Regions from separate parts of the Homo sapiens genome. Here region 2 is linked to region 1. A link is an interaction called in ENCODE POLR2A ChIA-PET data of the cell type or tissue named here. Cell type or tissue: HepG2. All regions are shown on one strand. Each heading gives the region's core, and the rest is flanking DNA. Links, peaks and the distances in the headings are about the cores only.

What was found. Peaks named below come from ENCODE experiments on the same cell type or tissue, not always from the same donor. Only the 100,000 strongest peaks of a DNase experiment are listed, where the experiment ranks them.
Region 2: POLR2A ChIA-PET joins it to region 1 with 10 read pairs; 3 of 35 experiments call an interaction of 5 or more read pairs at or near these places.

Annotation. Positions count from the first base shown.
Region 1 is chr7:55,172,442-55,183,091 of GRCh38, reverse strand. EGFR (epidermal growth factor receptor) reads right to left here. Exons shown (of 28, transcript NM_005228.5): 17 at 9,968-10,109; 18 at 9,049-9,171; 19 at 8,272-8,370; 20 at 1,614-1,799. EGFR-AS1 (EGFR antisense RNA 1) reads left to right here. Exons shown (of 2, transcript NR_047551.1): 2 at 615-3,342. Among named protein-coding and RNA genes, the nearest start is that of EGFR-AS1, 11 kb to the left of the region's middle. RefSeq lists enhancers at 653-1,272, 1,273-1,892. In HepG2, for the core only: no CTCF peak of the experiment used is centred there; DNase peaks (open chromatin) are centred at 4,111 and 5,171; H3K4me3 peaks cover 3,227 bases.
Region 2 is chr7:55,085,448-55,096,343 of GRCh38, reverse strand. The region is part of intron 1 of EGFR (epidermal growth factor receptor); the gene reads right to left. Among named protein-coding and RNA genes, the nearest start is that of EGFR, 72 kb to the right of the region's middle. In HepG2, for the core only: no CTCF peak of the experiment used is centred there; DNase peaks (open chromatin) are centred at 4,603 and 6,023.

The sequences.
Region 1 (10,650 bases), core at 1-8,000:
CCAGAAGCCAGAGAGGCAGGAAGGATCCTCCTCAGAACCATTGTGGGAGCATGGCCTTTTAGACACCTGGCCTCCAGAGCCAGGAGGGAATAAAGCTGTGCTATGTTGAGCTACCAAGTTGGTGATGATTTGTTGTGGCAGTCTTGGGAAACAAATGCAGCCACACACAGAAATAACAAGCACCTCCCAATAAAAAGAGGCCCTGGCATCCGAGGCACACAAGACCCTCTCCCAGGACCACTGTCTAACAACAGTGATAGGAGTGTTCTACTCTGTGGCCCGGGTTATGACCATGAGAATGGCAAAAATATTCAGTGATTTTTGTGCTCAGAGAAGCATGAGCGCTCCCCACTTCCTGGGGTGCTGGGGGCCGCCTGTGGCTGCAGCTGAGATATCAATGCCCGATGATGCTGGAGTAAAAGGGGCTGTGCAGGGTGTGCTGCTATCTGGTTATCCTGGGAGGTGGTCCCTGCTTCTACAATGCGTCCCAGGAGCTCTGCCATGGGAAGGAGCTTACCCAAGCACCACGGCTCCCAGCAACAGCCTGCCTGGTGGTGTCAAGGGCAGATGCTGGCATAAGAGCGCTCCAGATGTTTTTGTTTGTCTTCTTGTAGGTCACCTTTTACATCTGCCTGGAGTTGGGTGAGCGCCTCACGAATGACTCGGCAGGACTGACTGCCACTGCTAACCAGGCGGATGCAAGCAATGAGGAGGACCTGCCCAGGCCGGGTGGGTGTCTGCTCCCTCCCTCTGGTCCCTGGCACATCTCTGGACCCCCTGCCCTGCTGTCGGAGAGAGATGACGGGCAACGGCGTATTCTCAGAGACAGGGCCTGCCTGCAAATCCTTTAAAGTCAATGGGATGAAATGTATACCCATTGTTAGAAAAAAATAGGACTTAGCAAGTTGAGTGCAAATAACTGATGCAAGACTGGGATGGAGATGGGAGGGGTTTGGGGCAAAAGCAGAAGTCTTTCTGGGTCCGCACCAGCTGTGAAATACCTGGCTTGTTGTTCTGTGCCTGTCTCCAGCACCCAGGCAGGGCTACCTGACCACTCTGCTCTCTCAGCCCCGCCCTGGCTCTGGAGCGAGCCTGTGGAAAGGGGGACACTTAGCCAAGGCCCCAGCCACATAGCAGCAGCAGCTGCGCCCTCTGTCAGCTCCTTGCACCTCCTCACTGGGCCTCCTGCAAGGCACCTGCTCCACTCCACCACTATCACCTGGGTCCTCCTGGCCTTGGCCTGGCTTGCTTACCTTGTTATCAAGTCCTGAATGGGGGAAGCAATATTCCTTCTCCACTACAAATCACCACAGTATTCACAAAGAATTCCAGAGAAATAAGAACAGAGACATCAGACCACACTGAGCACTCAATAAAGAGAAAATTCTTCAAAGGTAGCTGATTGATGAGAGTTTCCACATGCAGATGGGACAGGCACTGATTTGTGCACAAGAAGATCAACTTGATTGAATCCAAAATAAAGGAATGTGTGTGTGCTGCATGCACGCACACACATATCCCCATGGCAAACTCTTGCTATCCCAGGAGCGCAGACCGCATGTGAGGATCCTGGCTCCTTATCTCCCCTCCCCGTATCTCCCTTCCCTGATTACCTTTGCGATCTGCACACACCAGTTGAGCAGGTACTGGGAGCCAATATTGTCTTTGTGTTCCCGGACATAGTCCAGGAGGCAGCCGAAGGGCATGAGCTGCGTGATGAGCTGCACGGTGGAGGTGAGGCAGATGCCCAGCAGGCGGCACACGTGGGGGTTGTCCACGCTGGCCATCACGTAGGCTTCCTGGAGGGAGGGAGAGGCACGTCAGTGTGGCTTCGCATGGTGGCCAGAAGGAGGGGCACATGGACCCCTTCCAGGTGAAGACGCATGAATGCGATCTTGAGTTTCAAAATACGTACTCATGGAGGAAAAGCTGTGCCTGCAAAAGACCTAGCACAGGGACGTTTACGCAGGGCTGTGAAGTGACAGATGCAGTGGGAGAGGGCCCCTCCTGGGTGCATCTGGGGATTCCCCATGACAGAGAGGCCCAGGCAACAGTGGCCATGAGGAGCACATTGGATAAAGGAGGAGTCGGAGTCACCTGATCTCTGAGTTTGGGAACTGATAGTATCTTTGTTATGAAGACCTCCGCCTCAAGGTTGAGGATGCTGTGTTTTAAAATATCATGAGGGCCTGTAGGAATCTGTGTGGGGTCCGGAACACCCTGGGTAATGACTGACCCTGCACATCAGGAACGCTGGCTGTGGGTGCTGCAGAGGACAAGCGATGGAGAAGGCATCCGGGGAGCACCGAGCCAGCAGGGAGAAAGGCCTCCCTTCCCCACAGGCCAGGCTTGGCCCTGACTGTGCTCTGGGAAATGGGTGGGCATTTGGGCTGGGGACCCTGCCCACAGCACCTCTGCAAAGAGTAGCTGGATAAGCTCTTTCAATAGACCAGTCCCAGGTTTTGAAATGGACAGAGCATTCAATCTACAGTGACTAAAGGCTGCCTGGCTGCCCGGGACCCATTTCTAAAGAGAAGTGGTCTCTCTGTGCTGTGCCCCCAGGCTCCCTATGGGAAATCCATGCTGCACTGAGTCAGGCATCTGCTGCCCTGCTAATTCCGGCTGGCTGCCAAGGCAGGGGCCTTCCTTTGACAGAGCCATAAATACAGACTTTATTTTAACCCTTCTGCTATTCTTGGGCTGAGGAAGCTAAATTTATTTGCAATCAGGCACACAATGGGGCCCTCTTTTCTGTCTGACTGAGAATGAGGGAATCCCCAATTTCCACCCATAAATTCTCTTTCTCTTTAAAATACAAATGGTGGTGACCTTTTATTCAGATATGGAAAAGAACACACAGACTGTAGCAGAAAGCATCCACAGCTGCTTTTCACATCTCAGCAATGCCTATGTTTTGAGTGTGGACTTGGGCAAGTTAGTTTCTCTGCAGAAGTGAACACACTGAGCCAGGCTCTGAGATAGGGTGCTGCTCCAGGGTGCCCGGGCAGGTCAGGAGCAACAGGCTGGCGGGAGGCAGGGTGGAGATAGGAGACAGGAGACAAAGGCAAGGTGGGGCGAGGGGACACAGACAGTGGACCCTCAGTATCTGGGGAATTGGTTCCAGGACCTCCCTTAAATATCAAAATGTGAGGATGCTCAAGCCCCTGATATAAAGTGGCACAGCATTTGTGTGTAACCTACAGACATCCTCCCATCTACAGCATCTCCTGATTACCTATAGTACCTAATACAGTGCAAATGCTATGTGAATAATTGTTATGCTGTATTGTTTAGGGAATAATGACAAGAAAAAAAGTCCGTATATGTTCAGTACCGATGCAATTTTTTTCCCCAACGTTTTTCATTGTGGTTGATTGAATCCATGGATATGAAACTGCAGACATGGAGGGCAAACTGTAAATATTTACTAAAATACAAATATGCTCACACGCTTTCCTTGCCCTAAACCCTGCCCTGGCCGTCCCTGTTCCTGGGAAGCCCCGAGGCTGACTGCCCTCCTCCCTCCAGCCTCTGGTCCTCCTGCCCACCTTCTCCCCAGGAGAGCTTCCCTCCACCCTTACCCACGGGAGAACCTCTGTCCCCAGAACCCACCTCCTCCTTCCTTAGCAGACTCTTTCTCAGAGGAGCCTTCCTCGACTCTTCAATCTAAATGAAACTCTCCTGGTATCTTGCAGTTTTTCCTTCAGAAAGCAGCCTCAGCATTGCCTGGGAACCTTTTAGAGCCACACATTCTTGGGTCCCGCCCCCAGGCCAAGAGGGTGAAATGCAGGAGACAGGCCTAGCCTTCCATATGAACAAACCCTCTGGACTCTGAAGCTTGATGAAGCTGAAGAGCCACTGCTTTGAGGCAGTCATCATAATCTGTACTTAAATATTTGTGTGATTTTAAAAATACCCTCCCCACCAAGTTTTTGAGGAAAGAACGGCTTGGTCAGCCCCTAGCACACGCTTAGGGTCTAGCTGGCGCTCTGCAGTGTCGGATCACCCGGCACACACTTGCTCTTACGTTGACTCAAGTCTCCGCCCCGTATCTGTTGGCAAGTACGTGGCAAGTGCTCTGAGGGCCTGGACCTTTGCTTCTTCAACATTCCAGCAGGGACTAGGGCAGATCTAGGCACATACCTACTTCAAAACTGTCAGGGTTGAACTGTACTGAAGTCATGAAGGTCAAAGACTCAAAGCAAGTCAAAGTCCAGGCCACTTGCATTCAAGACAAACAAACAAAAACTATAGCTTTAAATATTTCCTGCAGAGTGTTTAGGCTCTCTATTTTCAAGGAGAGTGTGTGTTATTTTCCTTTTATATTCTAAAGATAATGCCACAATTTTAAAGAAGAGAGGAGATATTTAATATCTGTGGACTCAGTAGATATTGAAAATATCCCTTTAACTTGGATAAGTGCTTGTTTATAAAAAGTCAGAACTGGACAGGGCCAGGAAGCGTATTTTGTCTGAGGTCACTGTAGTCAGAGGGTAAGCTGAGGCTGACGAGGTGAACGGCCCACCTGAGGCCACCCTGAGCAGGGTCAGGTCAGGCCCACAACCAGGTCTCCTGACCCTGGCTCCCTCCATGGCCCACTGCTCACCCCAATGGGTCGGAGGCGCCCCAGGTCCTCTGTGTGAAGGCAGCCTGTGGGGCCTGTTGGGTGCTCCAGTTAACAGACTTTAGACGTGGGAGACACACACACAGTACACCTAGAAATCTGTTTTGCGTTCCCTTCCATTGCCTACCCTAAATTTAAACTGGAAAGCCTATGAAAATTTAATACGCCATGGGATTGCCAGAAAGCACAAATCACATCTCTCCCCCGGAGTCTGGGAAGCTGTACAACCATAACACCAAAGAAACCCTCTGGCTCTTCCTATTTTCTCAAGATCTGGTTGAGACTTGAAAACATATTGTATTCATTTGAGAGGGAAGAAAAATCTGCAAACCAGAGCAGTTTGAGCAGCCCATCTGCTGCAGGGCCTCGCAGGGCTGACCTGGGGCTGGGAATGGGGAGCAGAGCGGGGGGCGTGGGTGTCGGCCACACAGAGCCTGGAGCCCCGCCAGGCCCCATCCTACTAACATCTGATAGACCCACTGGGCCATCACTTCCTCCCCACCCAGCAGGCACAATGGGAACGCTGTTCAGTCGTGTGTCCCGTTCGGTGTACGCAGAAGCTAAAGCGAGCTTTGTTCTCGGCTGTTTGTCTTGGAAGTAGTAAACGTGCACCGTGACCTACAGCAAGCATGCTTGGTATTCCACAACAATCTTCGTGGAGCCCCAGCACCCACAGGCTGGCAGGCAGAGCGCACAGTTGGAGCCCCCATGGCTCCTAGCCCAGTCCCACCGCAGGAGTGTCCCTGAGGCTTTGTGACCTTGAAAGCCTGTTATTTTGTCCTAACTGCTGACATGACTTTTGGTTCCTTCCTTCTGGCTTGTCTCTCTCATCTGTGAATGGCTCTACCGTATGAATTGGGATTCCACTAGCTCTTGAACTCCTTAAGGAGAGGTGTACGTCCAGCCTTATGAATGAAGGGCAGGTGTCCCCTGCATTTTAAGAACTTTACTCATTCACTAAGCCACTGCTAGCAACATGGAACTGGGGCTGCAGTGTGTGTGCCGGCTGTGGGGGCCTGGTGTCTGCAGGGGAACGTGAGTATGGAGTCATTGCTGCCGTGCATGCGTGCATGTGAGTCTTTCTAAGAGCACACATGGCCCCATGAGCTGTCCTGCCACAGGATTAAGGTGCTATTTAACTCCCTGTTGAAATTGGCCTGGGCACTGCTGGCTTTTGCTTTCTTTACCAGAAAGTGCCTCCTCCAGCTTCCCCCTCTCCATCCCAGTGTGGTGCCCTGCCCGCCAGGATTGCTGGTGAGGCCTGGGCAGCCTGAGCTGCAGGACAAACCACAAACCACAGGCTTCAGGGAACACTCCAGGCTTGTCGCCCTCTGACTGCAGCAGACATGACATCCATCATTGGAGAGGAGGGGGGACATGGCCGCAGTGAAGAAACATGGGGCAAGGAAATAAAATGATGGAGGGGGAAGAGGGGATGAGGAGACAGGACAAGCAGGAGGCCAAACTGAGCTTTCTTTTATTTCTTTTATTTATTTAATATATTTAGGGATATATATATATTTAGAGAGAGATATATATATATTTAGAGAGAGATATATATTTAGAGATATATATCTCTAAATATATATAAAATATATATAAATCTCTAAATATATATCTCTCTAAATATATATCTCTCTAAATATATATCATATATATTTATATATCTAAATAACTATATACAGAGTATATATAGATATCTATATTCAGATATATATAGGTATCTATATTAATATTTATATCTAACTATTTTTTTGAGCAGGGTCTTGCTTTGTCACCCAGGCTGGAGTGCAGTGGTGAGATTTTAGCTCACTGCAGCCTAGATCTCCTGGACTCAAGCCATCTTCCCATCTCCTGAGTGGCTGGGACTACAGGCATGAGACACCACACCCAGCTAATTTTTTATTTTTTGTAGAGACTGGGTCTCAGTATGTTGCCCAGGCTGGTCTCAAACTCCTAAGCTCAAGGGATCCTCCTGCCTCAGCCTCCCAAAGTGCTGGGATTACAGGCGAAAGCCACCATGCCAGGCCCATGGACGCTTCAGATGTTGGGTGCACTTAACTTTTAAGCCTTGACCTTATCTATCTTCTACCCCATTTCCAACTCCACAGAAGCATATTTCCTCCAATTAAAAGGTCCTGGGGGCACTTTTCAGTGAACACTGCTTCCTTCCCAAAGCACAACTATTGTCTTAGAATACATCCAAACCCTCCTCACACTGCATTTATAAATACCACTGAAATTCACATTTCAACATGATTTTGTATAATTTATTAGAATGTGTTGAATGAATAAAAAATGAATTAAGGAAGCAAATTGTGCACAAAGATTTTCCTACACAGCACAGGTGAGGGGCCAGAGATTGTAAGTGAAAGGCTTCACAGATTGCCCGTCTTCCTGTATTTCTTGTGGTTATGTTAATAGACTTAACATTTTGTTACTAGGACTTGACTCAATTTGTAAACCGTTAAAATGAAAGCTAATTTTTCTTGATAAGTATATCATCAATTTTACAGATTTTTTATTGTATTATATCAATTCATCATCTTTCATTTAGAAGTATATCAACATGGGATTTCCCCTACTATAATAAAAGGAAGAAAAGCTGCCCAGAGAAAATTAAACTGTAGATTTCCTCCAATTAAAAAATTGTATCTTAAGACATTTTTATAAAGGCCCATGTTCTCTTTACTTGCTATGTATTCTGTGGGTTAGACATGAGGCGGAGGATATTACTCTCTGGCTTTTGTCCTTCTTGGCTGTAAGATCAACTAAATTCTCTAGAGTTTTGAGGTAATAAGTCAGCCATTTTTCCTTTTCCTCGATTCTGCTTCCCTAGTCCGCTGCCTGAGCCCCTTGACCTCCTCTTTCACTTGCTCTGTGTTGGGACAAGAGCAAAGGTTTCCACCAACTCACAGCAAGCCCAGGCCAGTGTAGAAGAGGCTCTGTCAGACTCCAGCCAGCATCTTCCCACCACTGGCTGGGGAAGGCCCAGAGAAGGTGGAGAAAGTTCAATAGAATTGGTAGTAAGAAGATAACAATAATCTTGTGGAATTTTCCAAGAACTTATTCCACAAAGTAACAATCAACAGACACTGGAGAAGAATGTGAATTATTCTGAGAGAAAGTACAGAAGGTGGGCAACAGTTTATAGACTGCACGCCATCATATTCTAGGCACCTTTAAAAAAAGCCATTTCAAAGATGAGATAACTTGGTGGAGTGAATTGAATGCAAGTTTCAGAGTCAGAAATAACAAGGGGCTTAAACCCTATCCCAGCCATATAAGGGTCAGCCAATTTCTTTATGCCTCCATTTCTTCATCCAAAAAATACCAAAAACAATACCCATGCTCCAGGCTCACCAAGAGCACTCACTCATCATGCGTGTCAAGAAACTAGTGCTGGGTAGATGCCAGTAATTGCCTGTTTCCAGCCTTTTGGGGTGGATACCAGCATGGGAGAGGCCAGTGCTGTCTCTAAGGGGAGGGAGTTATACCCACTAGAGCTAGAAAGGGAAAGACATAGAAAGTGAACATTTAGGATGTGGAGATGAGCAGGGTCTAGAGCAGAGCAGCTGCCAGACATGAGAAAAGGTGGGCCTGAGGTTCAGAGCCATGGACCCCCACACAGCAAAGCAGAAACTCACATCGAGGATTTCCTTGTTGGCTTTCGGAGATGTTGCTTCTCTTAATTCCTTGATAGCGACGGGAATTTTAACTTTCTCACCTTCTGGGATCCAGAGTCCCTATGACAGAGAGAGAAGGAAGACGTTAACTGGCAATTGTGAGATGGTGCCACATGCTGCCCAGTGATCTGGGTGGATGTTACCAGCGATGCACCCCGAAGGTGAGGGACACTGGGGCTGTGGAGCCGCACCTAAGGCTGATATTGCTGGGGGCTGTGACGCCCCCGCAGCCCTGCAGCTGTTGGGCTCCACGAATCACACTGATTATTTAGATAAAAGAATCTCAAGCTTGTAAAGCCTGTTATAAAGTCCGTGTGGATCATTTCATCCAGAATTTAATGATGCTGCGTCTAGGCCTAACTGAAATCAGATTTCATGCAAAGAGGATCTAGAAGAAGCAAACGAAGATGAGCCCATTTCAGCTGGGCTGCATTCTGATGCCGTGCGGTGAGAGGCGGCCCTCCTCCCGCCCTGTGCTGCACCCCATGGCAAGGTCAATGGCCCCTTTCATAAAAATGCCTTTGGTCTGTGAATTGGTCTCACAGGACCACTGATTACTGTGGTTATAAAAGATTTCCTCTCAATAACTTGGGAAAAACACTGGAGTTTCCCAAACACTCAGTGAAACAAAGAGTAAAGTAGATGATGGAAATATACAGCTTGCAAGGACTCTGGGCTCCCCACCAGACCATGAGAGGCCCTGCGGCCCAGCCCAGAGGCCTGTGCCAGGGACCTTACCTTATACACCGTGCCGAACGCACCGGAGCCCAGCACTTTGATCTTTTTGAATTCAGTTTCCTTCAAGATCCTCAAGAGAGCTTGGTTGGGAGCTTCTCCACTGGGTGTAAGAGGCTCCACAAGCTGGGGGGGACAAGAACACAGAGACAAGGGTCACCTCAGCCCTCACCATGCTGGAAAGCAGTGCCAGACATGGCCCAGCAGGGGGACCAGCAGCCACGGCATGGGCTTGGGTGCCAGGACACGGCACTTGCCAGCTCATTTGGAAGGACAAATGTACGCCTTCTCTACAGAGCTTGACAGAAGTTGGTAGAAACACAGGCTCTGATACAGGTGTTCTTTAACTGAACAGCTACCTTTCAACAAACACAATTTCTATGTCTGTTTCCACGCCTATTAACTGGATTGAAAACTCCGGTAGGGAAGTTGTGCATGGCGGTCGTTTGGTTGGGGCACATCACACGCGCTTATGCTTATGAGCCGCTGGGTTGCTCTTTCCAGAGAACATGGCTTCCAGCACAGGACTGGGCTGTGGCGAAGTCCATCATGGACAAAGCCACTGTGTGGACAATGGTGTTTTCCAAAGCAGGAATCTCTCGCCTTCGCCACAGTGCCAGCATGGGATCAACAGCCAGGCTTCCTGGCCTCCCTCCTATGCACACACAGGCACCGGGTCCTAAGCAGATGCCACACAGCTTTGTGGACATTGAAGGGTGCAGCCTAGAAACATTGCCATTTCCTCGGATGGATGTACCAACATGTCACCAACTGGGTATAACTGCACATTCAGAGATTCTTTCTGCATCATAATACAATTATGTATCTAACATACACAACTGCTAATGGCCCGTTCTCGGGGCTGGCCCTTGTTCCTGTCGGGGTGCGAGGGCTCCTGAGCCCACCCAGGACTGGCACTCACCTCCCTCTCCTGCAGCAGCCTCCGCAGCGTGCGCTTCCGAACGATGTGGCGCCTTCGCATGAAGAGGCCGATCCCCAGGGCCACCACCAGCAGCAAGAGGAGGGCCCCCACCATCCCAGTGGCGATGGACGGGATCTTAGGCCTGGAATGAGGTGGAGGAACAAGGAAGGGTGAGGTTGCTGACAGATTCCATGGCCTTGGCACTCAACACGCCCCTGCATGTTTCAGTGCACTGACATCTTGTAGAATGATCTTGGAAAGTGAGACACTATGTAGCTTCTAAAAGGAGAAAAAACAGGCTTCTAAGGCAACGTTTCCAACTTTCTCAAGCTCTCCCCAGTCCCCTACCAGGCACACTTTTCCTCATTTTTTAAAATTGAGGCTTTATCTGGACCTCTCCATATAATGAGTATTTTTCAATTTGTTGATTAACAAAATATGATTCAAAAAATAACTTAGACTTCAATAATGCTTTTTCATGGATTGGTATTTTGTTCATTCCAAGAGTATTTCCATGCAATTGAAGTGCCATAGTCCATACACATGGACCAGGCACTGCCTCTGGCCAGGCTGGGTGAAGGGACTTTTTGGCAATGCTGAGACTCCTCTGGGTCCTTGGCTTTTAAGATGAGCACATGGATTGTGTGAAATACTCTCTGAACGAGCTTGAAAGGGGTTATAAA
Region 2 (10,896 bases), core at 1,088-9,087, 88 kb after region 1:
ATCACGGAATTCTTAATCATGACCAAGCACCTGGTGAACACAACCGGAGAATTAAAAATCTGAGGTATGTGTATCAGTGTGCCTGAGAAGATTTTGAAGAGAAAAGGCTTAGGTGGGGTCTGGGAATGAGGTAGAAAGGGCTGCAGTTGGAGCCAGAGGGCCTGGGATACGCTTTTGTGCTGAACTCACCTCAAATCGAATCTTCACTTTCTCTTCTATAAAAAGTGGAGAAAAACAAGGCTTCTTTCACTCCTCCTGAACTAGCTAATATTACTTTATCTTTATCTCTTTCTCCTCCTGAACTAGCTAATATTACCTTATCTGCACGTGTGTGCCTGTGTGTGTCTGTGTGTCTCTGTGTGTGCCCGTGTCTGTGTGTATGTCTGTCTGTGTCTGTATCTGTGTCTCTGTGTGTATCTCTGTGTATTGTATGTATGTCTCTCTGTGTGTGACTGTGTGTATCTCTGTGTGTTGTAGGTATGTCTCTGTGTGTCTGTGTGTATCCCTGTGGGCTGTGTGTATGTCTCTCTGTGTGTGTGCCTGTGTGTATCTGTGTGTCTCTGTGAGTGTGTCTCTGTGTGTGCCCATCTGTGCGTATGTCTGTGTGTGTGTGTGTGTGTGTCTGTGTGTATCTCTGTGTGCTGTGTGCGTGTGTCTGTGTGTATTTCTGTGTATTGTGAGCATGTCTGTGTGTAACTCTGTGTGTTGTGTGTATGTGTTTGTATCTGTGTGTGTCTGCATGCAATCCTTTGAGTCTATAATTAATTCTCTCATTGCACATATCAGAGAATTGTGGTTCTAAAGGCGAAACTGGCCCACACTCCCAAGCTGCCCTGGGCAGGGAGCTGTGTGTTGAACCAGGACTGTCTCTCCCAAAGGACAGGGCCTAATTCAGGACCCACTGAAGCAGCTTCAGTAAAATGACTGTGGCACGCCTGCCTGTGAGAAGGCAAATAATGACAATGACAGTAATAACTGTCAACCTCATTGGGCCACTCTCCTCACTTAATCCTCACAACAGTCCAGTATCTTCCCCACTGTACAGAAAAGGATGCTGAGTTTTGAGAGGTTAAGTAACTTGAGCTTTTGAATGTCACATGGTGGAGGGCCAGTCGGACAGCAGAGAAGAGGGAAGGTGACCTGGCTTGCAGGGTTGCTCTGTGTCTTGCGGGACCTGCAGCTTTTCCAGCTTTTGCACTTAGACCAGAGCCCTGCAGGAGTGGCTTGGGCATGAGCTGTGCTAGCGTCAGGGAGAATCCACCTCTGTGTCCTTGCTTTCTTTAAAAGATGAATCTTTTAATCACTTTTATTAGGAGAAATAAAAACCAGCGATAAGAGAGCCCTGACATAAGGCTGCCGGTGCCAGGGATCACCTGGGTTCAGCACCTATGGAGAGGTTTATGGTTGCCGCTGCTGCACTGGGGCCTAACTGCCAAGGTCCAAAATGGTCCAAAATGTTTCTGTTAAATTGTTTTGGGTCTTTCTAGGTTTTAAGAAATATTTGTTTTACCTGCAAAAGAGCAGGATCTGTCTAGAGTCTGTACAGTAAACACAAGTGAAAATGTAATCCCATATCAATTAAGATGTATAGAAATACACCTAAAGCACTATGTATTTATTTCTTTTTACCCTACTTCTCTCAAAGTGGATCTGTGATGTCCATGTAAATGCAAAGTCTTGGAGTATCCAGCATATGTGAAAGGAGAAGTTAGAAAGGAAGTTGCTGGACTGTCTTGTCGTAAATTCCTCTTCTTGTTTTCACTGTGGACTCCTAGTAGAAACCCATGACCCAGATGTTCTCACTCCCTCCTCTGAGGTCACCTGTAATCTCCAACTCAAGGACTCTCCAAAAATCTGTGGATCAACTGCCTACATCTTAGGCCCTTGAAAACGTCTGGGCAACTGCGTCTCCTGACAGGATAGGCCAGTCTCCCCAGATGATCAGTGGGTGGCAGGAGGCTGCACAGTGAGGCCCCCCCTGCCCCCCGACCTGGCAGCCCACAGCTCAGGAAGAGTGCTCTGCAGGCTGCACAAACTTGGCTCTTGCACCAGGCAGCTGCGTGGATGACAGACCAAGAGCTATCTCTCCCAGGATAAGAAGCTGGATGCTGGGTGAAGCCAATTCATTTTTCTCCTCATCAGTCAGTGGAAACTCACTTCCACAGATTGATTTCCAAAGGAATAAATGATATCACCAGATGTCATCCTGTCAAGCAGCCCCCTTCAGAAAAAACTTTTCCTTGGTAATGGGGGAAATTTGACTTCAAGGAGGCAGTACACAGCTGTGTACAATGGGTTTCATCTTTTTACGTTACACACGCTCTACTGTGAGTTCTCAGTGGCTGCACTTCCCATCTCGCCTGCAGCTTTGCCACCATCACAACATAACTGATGCTTTACGAGGCCAATTTCATAGTGTCTGCTGGCACCTCTGCACTCCCTGAGCTACCAGTGACAGTTACGACAGGACCAGCTGGCTAAGCACCTGTGGCATCCAGGCATGATTCAGGCAGCCACACTGCCCGAGAGAAATGTATGGAAGTGAGACCTCGGATCACAGACTAGTTTCATCTCCCTAAATTAAGATAACTCCTTGCAAAACTAAGACAAAACAAAATGCCATCCACCAGCTAAAAGTTTCCATCAAAATTGGAATGAGTCTAAGTGCAGTTTTCACCTCAAAAATGACTTCCTTGTTATTTACAGTCCACAGATATGAACAGAAATGACCATTTCTATGAAAGAAGATTTTATGATAGGAAAGGACAAGGGAAGTAGGGCTGAGGCGCATCACGGTCGGGAGAAGGTCCTCATTCTGTTTACCATCACTGAGGACTGAGACGCGGGGCGAGCGGTGGGGAGGGAGGGCATGAATTCGCTCACACAGTCACCATGCCATTCATTGCTCACTCTACGATACTGATTTTTGGCTATAAATTGGCCACATTAGTGATTCCAAAACGAGGTAGAGTAAAAATGAACAGCACAATTCCCAACACAAAAGCAATTCCATTTTTAAAAAGCACAGAAAAATGATTTTCATCATTTCAAACACGGAAATCAGAACAAAAAAACATGGAAGGCAGTATCTATTCTCATGGGACATGACTGACAAGTGCATTTAAAGCTTGGTTCCAGCAGGAAGAGCTTACAGGCTTAGGCGCTGGAAGGAACCCAGCGGACCCCTGAGCTCATATTTTCTTCTAGATGTCAGTTAAGGAAATCAAGACAAACATAGGCTGAGTTTTCAAAGCCTCATTTCATTCTGGATTCTTTTGATTAAAATAGAAAGGCTCTTGTTTTGAAAATGCAGGGCAATCTAGGAAGAGGCACATAAAGTAGCCAATTACATGAACTCTGTCCATGTGGCTTTCAGACTTTAGAATCAATACTCTAATTGGTTATTCTTAAAAATGCTAGCAATAAAAAGCCCTCCAAATTCCTAATGTCTAATCCAATCTTGAAAGGGACAGATCTTTAGTAACATCATCAGAACCATATTTGTTATCTGCGAATTGCTGGAGATACGGTGCCGGTCCCACACCGCCCGCTGGCCCTGCCAGGAGCGGCTGACGCCGGGGCAGGCCGAGCTATCATTAGCCGGGCACAGGGATGATGTTCATCTGCCTGTCATGGTGCTCGGTGACATCTAATACTACGAGCTTGTTTTGATCTGGCGGAGAAGATATATGAAGTTGATTCCATAAAGCTATTTTGTTAAATAAAACAGCTTTCTTCAAAAACTGTCTTAACAATAATGTAATAAATATAGAAAAGAGGTCTAGGGAATGAAAATCAGAGTCATTTTATTTGCTGCATTTGTGGGGGTGGGTAAAATGTAAGAGGGTTGGGCTTTAAGCCTAGTTTTGATTGCAAGTGCCCTACACTATGAAATCACCAGGAAATTGGAGCCTGAATGTGGCCACTTAAGTGCAGGCCTCCAAGTGAGGCAGGGACTAATACCACTGATGCAAATCTTGCCAAAGTAATTAAGGCAAATGTTCAACCTGACAGGGAGCCACCCAGTCTCATCCTCTAGGGCACTCCTGGGCTTCTCAAATACATTGTAGGACTCAGCATCTAATTGAATTTTCAGACCAAATGCAAAAGGAAGGGAGGGCCGGTTTACAAAATTTCACTTGCCAATATTGTGCCGCAGAGCCTGTTTTCCTCCCCATTCTGTCCTGAGCAGAGCAGGAACCACAAGCAGCATGGAAGAACAGAGGTAGCCCGCATTAAACAGTTCTCTGAAAATTACAGCCTGCTATCCATTAAGCAGCTGTACAATCAAGTTAGTGGGCTGCAACCAGAATTTTTTTTTAAGGAGATAGAGTGGACTAGGAAATGCTAGGAGTAGATTAATCATTAATAAACCTTCATTAGAGCATGTATTATTTTGCCAAACTTTAGTTCTCTCTCTTTAGTTATCTCTCTCTCTTTCTCTCTCTCAGGGTGTGTGTGTGTGTGTGTGTGTGTGTGTGTGTGTGTGTGTGTGTTTACAGTGGGTCAGGGTTTGGATAAGTTGCTCTACGAGATGCCCTCTGCTTTGAAATCCTCTGAGTGTGAGTCTCCCCAGCTGCACACAGCTCCTCTGAGGCTGAAGTATCCTGCCAGCAACACAAGCCTGCCATTGTTTAAGTGCTACTCCTGGGCCCGGCTTGCCACTAGTCAGGACCAGATTTTAGAATGTAGTAGGGACTTGTATTGTCAATTAATGGAACTCTTTCCACCAATAGCTTCGACATGACATTTCTCAACTTATTCAACTCTCCCTGGCCTTACTCTCTGGAAGGTAACCAGGAAGCCTGTACTGTCGAAGGGAGGTGGGAGGGGTGTGGATAACTGCAGGCCCCACCCCCAACCCAACTGTGGCCTCCCCACACCCAGATGTGGCCCCCGCCACCAGCTATGGCTTCGCCTCTCATTCCCTGGCTGGTTACAAATCTTTGACTTACACATCTTTCACTGCATTAGGAACCACTATCACCAGAACCTTTCAAGATGGTAGTTTTCATCACTTTTTACCCCATAGTAGATAATTACAGATGAAAGACTGACTTATTTATCATATTTCATCATTGTAGCGCTTTTCCTGACATGACTGATCCTTTTCATTCAAAAGGCCCATTTTGCAAAGTTGAGGGCATCCTCTTTCAGAACGTGAAATTGTGCAAATCCAATACAAAACAAAACTAGAAATCGGGGTCTTTAAATTAGAAATTGGGGTGAAAATATTGTCACTATCACTTGCCAACTCAGCGATCTTGCACACTGGTACCTCTCAGGGACAGCTGAGAAGTCAGATGAGGTCAGGACAAAGTGCTAAACACAGTGCCTGACCCCCGGAGGAACATTGTATGTCTTGAAAAAGCAAAGTCACATTTAATAACAATCTCATATACAAAAGTATATTGTGTACATCATAAAATACCCAAATATAGGTTGGGTCCATCAACATCAGAATGCATTTTTCAGTTCTTCATGGTTAAAATGAGGATTTCTTCCACAAGTAGGAGTATTTCACTTTTTACTAGCCTCATTCCTGAAGCCAAGATGATTGTCTTTAGAAGAAAGATGTTTTTAAAATGATAAGATATATTTTGAATTTCCAAACAGTTAGTTACATATGGCTTTCTCAACAGACAAGCCTGGCCATTTTTTGGCATCTCAGGCTGTATGTCTGAGCTCTGATTTTCAATCAGGGTTTAGTACGGTATTTTTTAAGAGATTAGGTGAAACTTTCAGGTCATAAGATTTATGGTTTTAGTAAATCATGTGCTTTCTACCCTTTTAAATGCCTTCATGTTATGCTTTAACATCTATTTTGTTATTATATCTGAATCCTAAATAATATGGCCAAGTCAAGAAAATCTACACATAGGACCTTGAAGAAGATTCATGTGGCAGCAAAAGACCCAGGGTCTGGGAAGGGGCCCGAGGTCAGGGGCTTTTTGGCTGTGTGACCTTGGCTGGTGGCCTTTGTACTGCCAGCTTTTTCATCAGCACACAAGCGCTGTGTACCCTGGAGATCATTTGAAGTTCTTTAAAAAACAGAAAAAGGACCTGGTCATCAAAACTAAAAATGCACGTACAGCTCCTGAAAACATGAAGCACTTTGGGAAGCCGAGGTGGGTGGATCACGAGGTCAGGAGTTTGAGACCAACCTGACCAACATGGTGAAACCCTGTCTCTACTAAAACTATAAAAATTAGCTGGGCGTGGTGGCACGTGCCTGTAATCTCAGCTACTGAGGAGGCTGAGGCAGGAGAATCACTTGAACCCGGGAGGCAGAGCTTGCAGTGAGCCCAGATTATGCCACTGAACTCCAGCCTGGGCAACAGAGTGAGACTCCATCTCAAAATAAATAAATAAATAAATAAATAAATAAATAAATAAATAAATAAGTAGCATCACCTAGGCTCACATAGGTGAATTTGAACTGAATGAGTCCTTTGAGCAGCTTGTATTGACAGGAAAGAGGGCATCCTGCATAGCTGGTTAGAGGGAGGCCCCAAGAAGCAAATCCCGTGTGGTGGTCTCCAAGCCTGGCTGGAAAGAAACATGGGCTCCGGCAGGTTAGGGAAAGGTGAGAGGTGGGTCTGACTTTTGGATCATGTTTCAGACAAACCACAATGGAAAACACATTTTTGAGACAACTGGAGATGTGTCAGTAGGCTGGTTGTTGGGTAACATAAGAGATTTATGGCTAATTTTTAAGTTCGATGACAGCATTGTGATTATGTTTTAAAAATCATGCTTTTAGAGATTCATAACCATGAAACGGAGATAGTGTTGTGTGAAAGGATGGGATTTCTTGGATGAGACATGACTGGCCTTAAAATAGTTCAGAAATGGAAGGACAGATGTGGAAGAAAACAAACTTGATGATTTGGGGTTCTGGATATATATTAAAACTTATTCAAATAACTGAAAATTTAAAAATTCCTCCATTGAAAATCCTATTTGAATGGCACCCTCTGCCAGGCCTCCCTAGCAAGCCCTCCTTTGCGTGCACAGAGAAGTACGTATGAACAGTGCCCAGTGTACGGGCTGCAAAGCCCAGAACAAGCTAAATCCCCTTTTTAGTGACAGCCTCACAGAAGATGAGGGAGCCATTACATGCATAGGCTGACTTACACGTACTTCAGTTCAAAAAGCTCTCAAGCAAAGTAAAATTAAGTTAAAAAAAAGCAAGAGGCAAAACAATATGTATGAATGACATAAGCTCATATATACAAAAATATAAACAAAACCTAAATGATCGACCTTTATTTGTACATATATTTGTATGTATGTAAAATACACAGAAAAAATGCTGGAAGGATTCTTCCACAACTCTTGACAGTGGAGTGAAAGCATGGTTCTTGCTTTTTACCCTCTAATTTCCTGAAATCATTATACTTTTTACAAAGAGGAATATTTTTGCATGATGTACGTAAAATACAGCCAAATAAATAAGTAAGTAGAGACAAAAAATGATGGAGGGCGTGGGAGATGAGGCAGGGAGGCTGGATGGCCAGTCTCCAGAACTTGATGTTTTCATCGTCAAAGGGACAGGACTGAGTTGGATAACATTTTGGTTTCAATTGCGAAGGCCTTTCATTCCAGAAAGAAAACAGTGTCAGCATTACAGCCATGGGTTGACACATGGTTAAGGTCCCATTAGCAGCACGATGGAAGCTCCCCTGATAATCACAGGGAAAGCCAAATGACGGGAAAGGTCGCATGCCCAGAGGAACTCCCCTGTAATTTGTATTGTAATGAATTATTACCTTAACACAAGCATGTGCCAGGCATCTAATTTGCAAGTGCGGATGCCTGGCAGTTGACTTTAAAATCACTCTGGAATTATCCCTGTATAATCTGAACAACCAGAAGTGTGACCAGGGCTTTACCAAAAGGGAGTTGCACAAAAGGGTAAACTGCAGACTGGGAAGTTCCATGAACATGGAGGTACTGGACGCACCACGCTCTTTTTCAGGAAGAAGTCCTACACACATTTTCTGCGTCTGTTTTATAGACTGGACTGTGCACTCTTTCATGGGGCTCTTTGTGCGAAGGGGGCCTCCCCCATCCGCTCCTACCTTCAGCGTAGGGCCAAGTCCAAGTGGAATACAGCCTCTGAAAACATGGCTGCTTCTCACACTCCTGGGAGCCAGACCACTGCTCCTTTCCATGTACCTCAGGCTTTGTGGGGGCTTTTTATTCAGGTGGGAGAGAAATGGGCACTGGGGCAGGTGTGGTAGATGCCAAAGAAGTGAGAATGTGTGTGTGTGTGTGTGTGTGTGTTTATACCCTGAATTATATCAGAATGGAAGAAAGGAAATAGTATGTCCATCTGTTATCTCCTCTGTGGGCCTACCTCAATTAGCCACCAACACACATACACACCTGTGCTGCCTTTGATGAAGGAATTAAGAAGGCCCAAAGTGACTCATGTCACTTCCTTTCTGTGGCCTGCAACTCCAAAAGGAGAAGAGGAGAGGACGAGGGAGGGTGGGAAGGCCATTGCTCCTGGTTCCGGGGTGCCTCTCCCCTTGCCTGCTCAGGTTCCTGTAGGCCTCAGCTGTTGGTCAGTCCTTTCCACATCTTCGAGGAGACTCTGCCTGACAGGGCTGGCTAGAAGCTGGGTGCCTGGGTGTTCATGCTCTAATAAACCCAATCGGGAAGTTTCCAACTCATCACAACATCACAAAGAATGTGCAAGAAAATGCCGACTCTCTTATTTCTCCTTCAAAGTTTGATTAATGATTCTAGGAGGAACCAGAAATCCTTGGTGCCAATCAAACACATTTTGCCATACCTTTTAAACATTTTACACACAACCCATGTTTCATGAAAGCATGGCTCTTATCCCTTCGGGTGCATAGAATAAGACTGCCGGATAGAATGTTTCTGAGACCTGCTCTCTAATATTCTAACTCAGTAGGCCCTACGCAGGGCCTGAGAATGTGCATTTTCAGTAAGTGCCACTGCTGATGTTGATCAGTTCTCTAAGAAATTCTGGGTTAGCTATGGGATTATAAGCATATCCTCAGAGTACAGGTTTTTTTTTTTTTGTTTTTTTTTTAACAATTGAGAAACTACTTAAAGTGAACCTAAAATGGTGTGAGCCTGAAGTGCTTGCTGGGCAGCAGACAAGCTTTGCCAGCCTTGTGTTCTCAGTGGAAATGCAGCATCCGAGCCATCCTCTCTTCCCCCCGCTTGTGGTCAGCTCTAAATAGCACACTCACAGCGCGGGGGGAAAATATTTTTCCCTGTTTCAAGTGGGCAGTGGAAGTAGTGAAAGCCTAAGTAAACTCTGACCAGTAGATAATGGGCCATTATAACTCTGGATGACTTCCTGAATGACCCTGAAAAATGACTTCTCATTTCCTGCCTGCAGAAAAGAGAAATATTAAGATAGTGTTGTGTGCAAAAAAATGCAAGCTTGCAATGAGAGATGCAGAGCGTGAGGGAGAGAGGCACGAGGGGGTGGAGAAAAAAGACAGAGAATTTGAGGTTGACTCACGGCTTTGAAGGGAAAACAAGAAGAGGAAGAAAGTCTGTTCTCCCATGGGTCGTCAAACCCCACACTTCACACATCTTTCCCATGGGGCTGCCAGCTGCCGCCACATCACAGCTGTGCTGCCACCCAAGTGTGCCGCCTCCACAGCGGGAGCGACCTAAGCGTGGCCACCTCTGCCTCTGGAGGGCCTGCCTGCTGGCCAGCGGTGGCCGCCCCAGACCCGGGTGACTGGGCAGCACAGTAGCCCGCCTGGGCAGGGCATGAAATTAACGAGGCAAAAGAAGCCACAGAGAGATGAAAGCATAGAAGAAAAAAAGTCACCCTGCAGCTCAAATTAAAACAGAAAACTCTGCTGCTATACTTGGTCTTATTCCAAGAAGCTGCCAGGAAAGAATTGACTCACAGAAAAGCCACAGCTTCATTTTTTCCCATACTCAAGTGATATGTCTTTCCAGGGCTTTTTTCTTCAAAGGGAAAGGGAGCAAAATAACCTCACTTTTCTGCATTACCATAGACTATCTTATATAATTTTTTTACAGCCTGTAATGGCTGGTTGAGATACCAGCTGACAGTGTAGTGGATGAAGGCTCCGGGGTGCAAGCCCCTGGCTGTCCTGGCCAGCTCTTTAACTCGAGCAAATTACTTACTCTCTCTGAGCTTCCCTTTCCTCGGCAGTAACATGGAGGTATTGAGCAGAGAAATTGTGAGGCACTGTAGACACGAGATAATTCACAAAAATTGCACGGCACGGGACCTGGCACATAGTCAGCACTTCACAAACAGTGGCTCTCATAAGGTAGTTAATAGTGGTTTCAAACTATGTGTCAAATCTAAGGGAGGAAGAGGGGCTTCTAGGGGGTGGGGATGGGAGGGAATGTTCCAGTACAAATCTTGGTATTGTCAAACTTGGGGCAGCATGCTCAGGAGACAAAACACGGAGGCACATCTGCACAAGCTCAAATTCTACTTCTGCCACTGCATCAGTTGGGCCACTGTGGCTCCTCATTTCCTTATTTTTAAAAGAGCTGATGTGAGAACGAGCTGATTTAATGTGTAAAATACCTAGTGCCAGCAGACAGAAGGTACCCGCTACACACCAGCTCTGTACTCTGCCTTGATCCTTCGCAATTTTCGTTAGCAGAATTCCACCACGCACTACTGACTTTATGGTATGGCTAAAACCAGAATTCTAAATGTTCAAGGATTCTTGTGCAGTTACTTCAGCAGGAGTTTTCAGAAAGTGGGAGAAATACTATTTATGAAGCACCACCCATGTGCTTTAGTCTTTCTACATTGTTAGGTTTTCATGATAATACTTTAGAGATAAGAACACTCCTCATCTCATGGACAACGGAACGGGCTCTACAAGAGGGCGTGCACAGTGGACC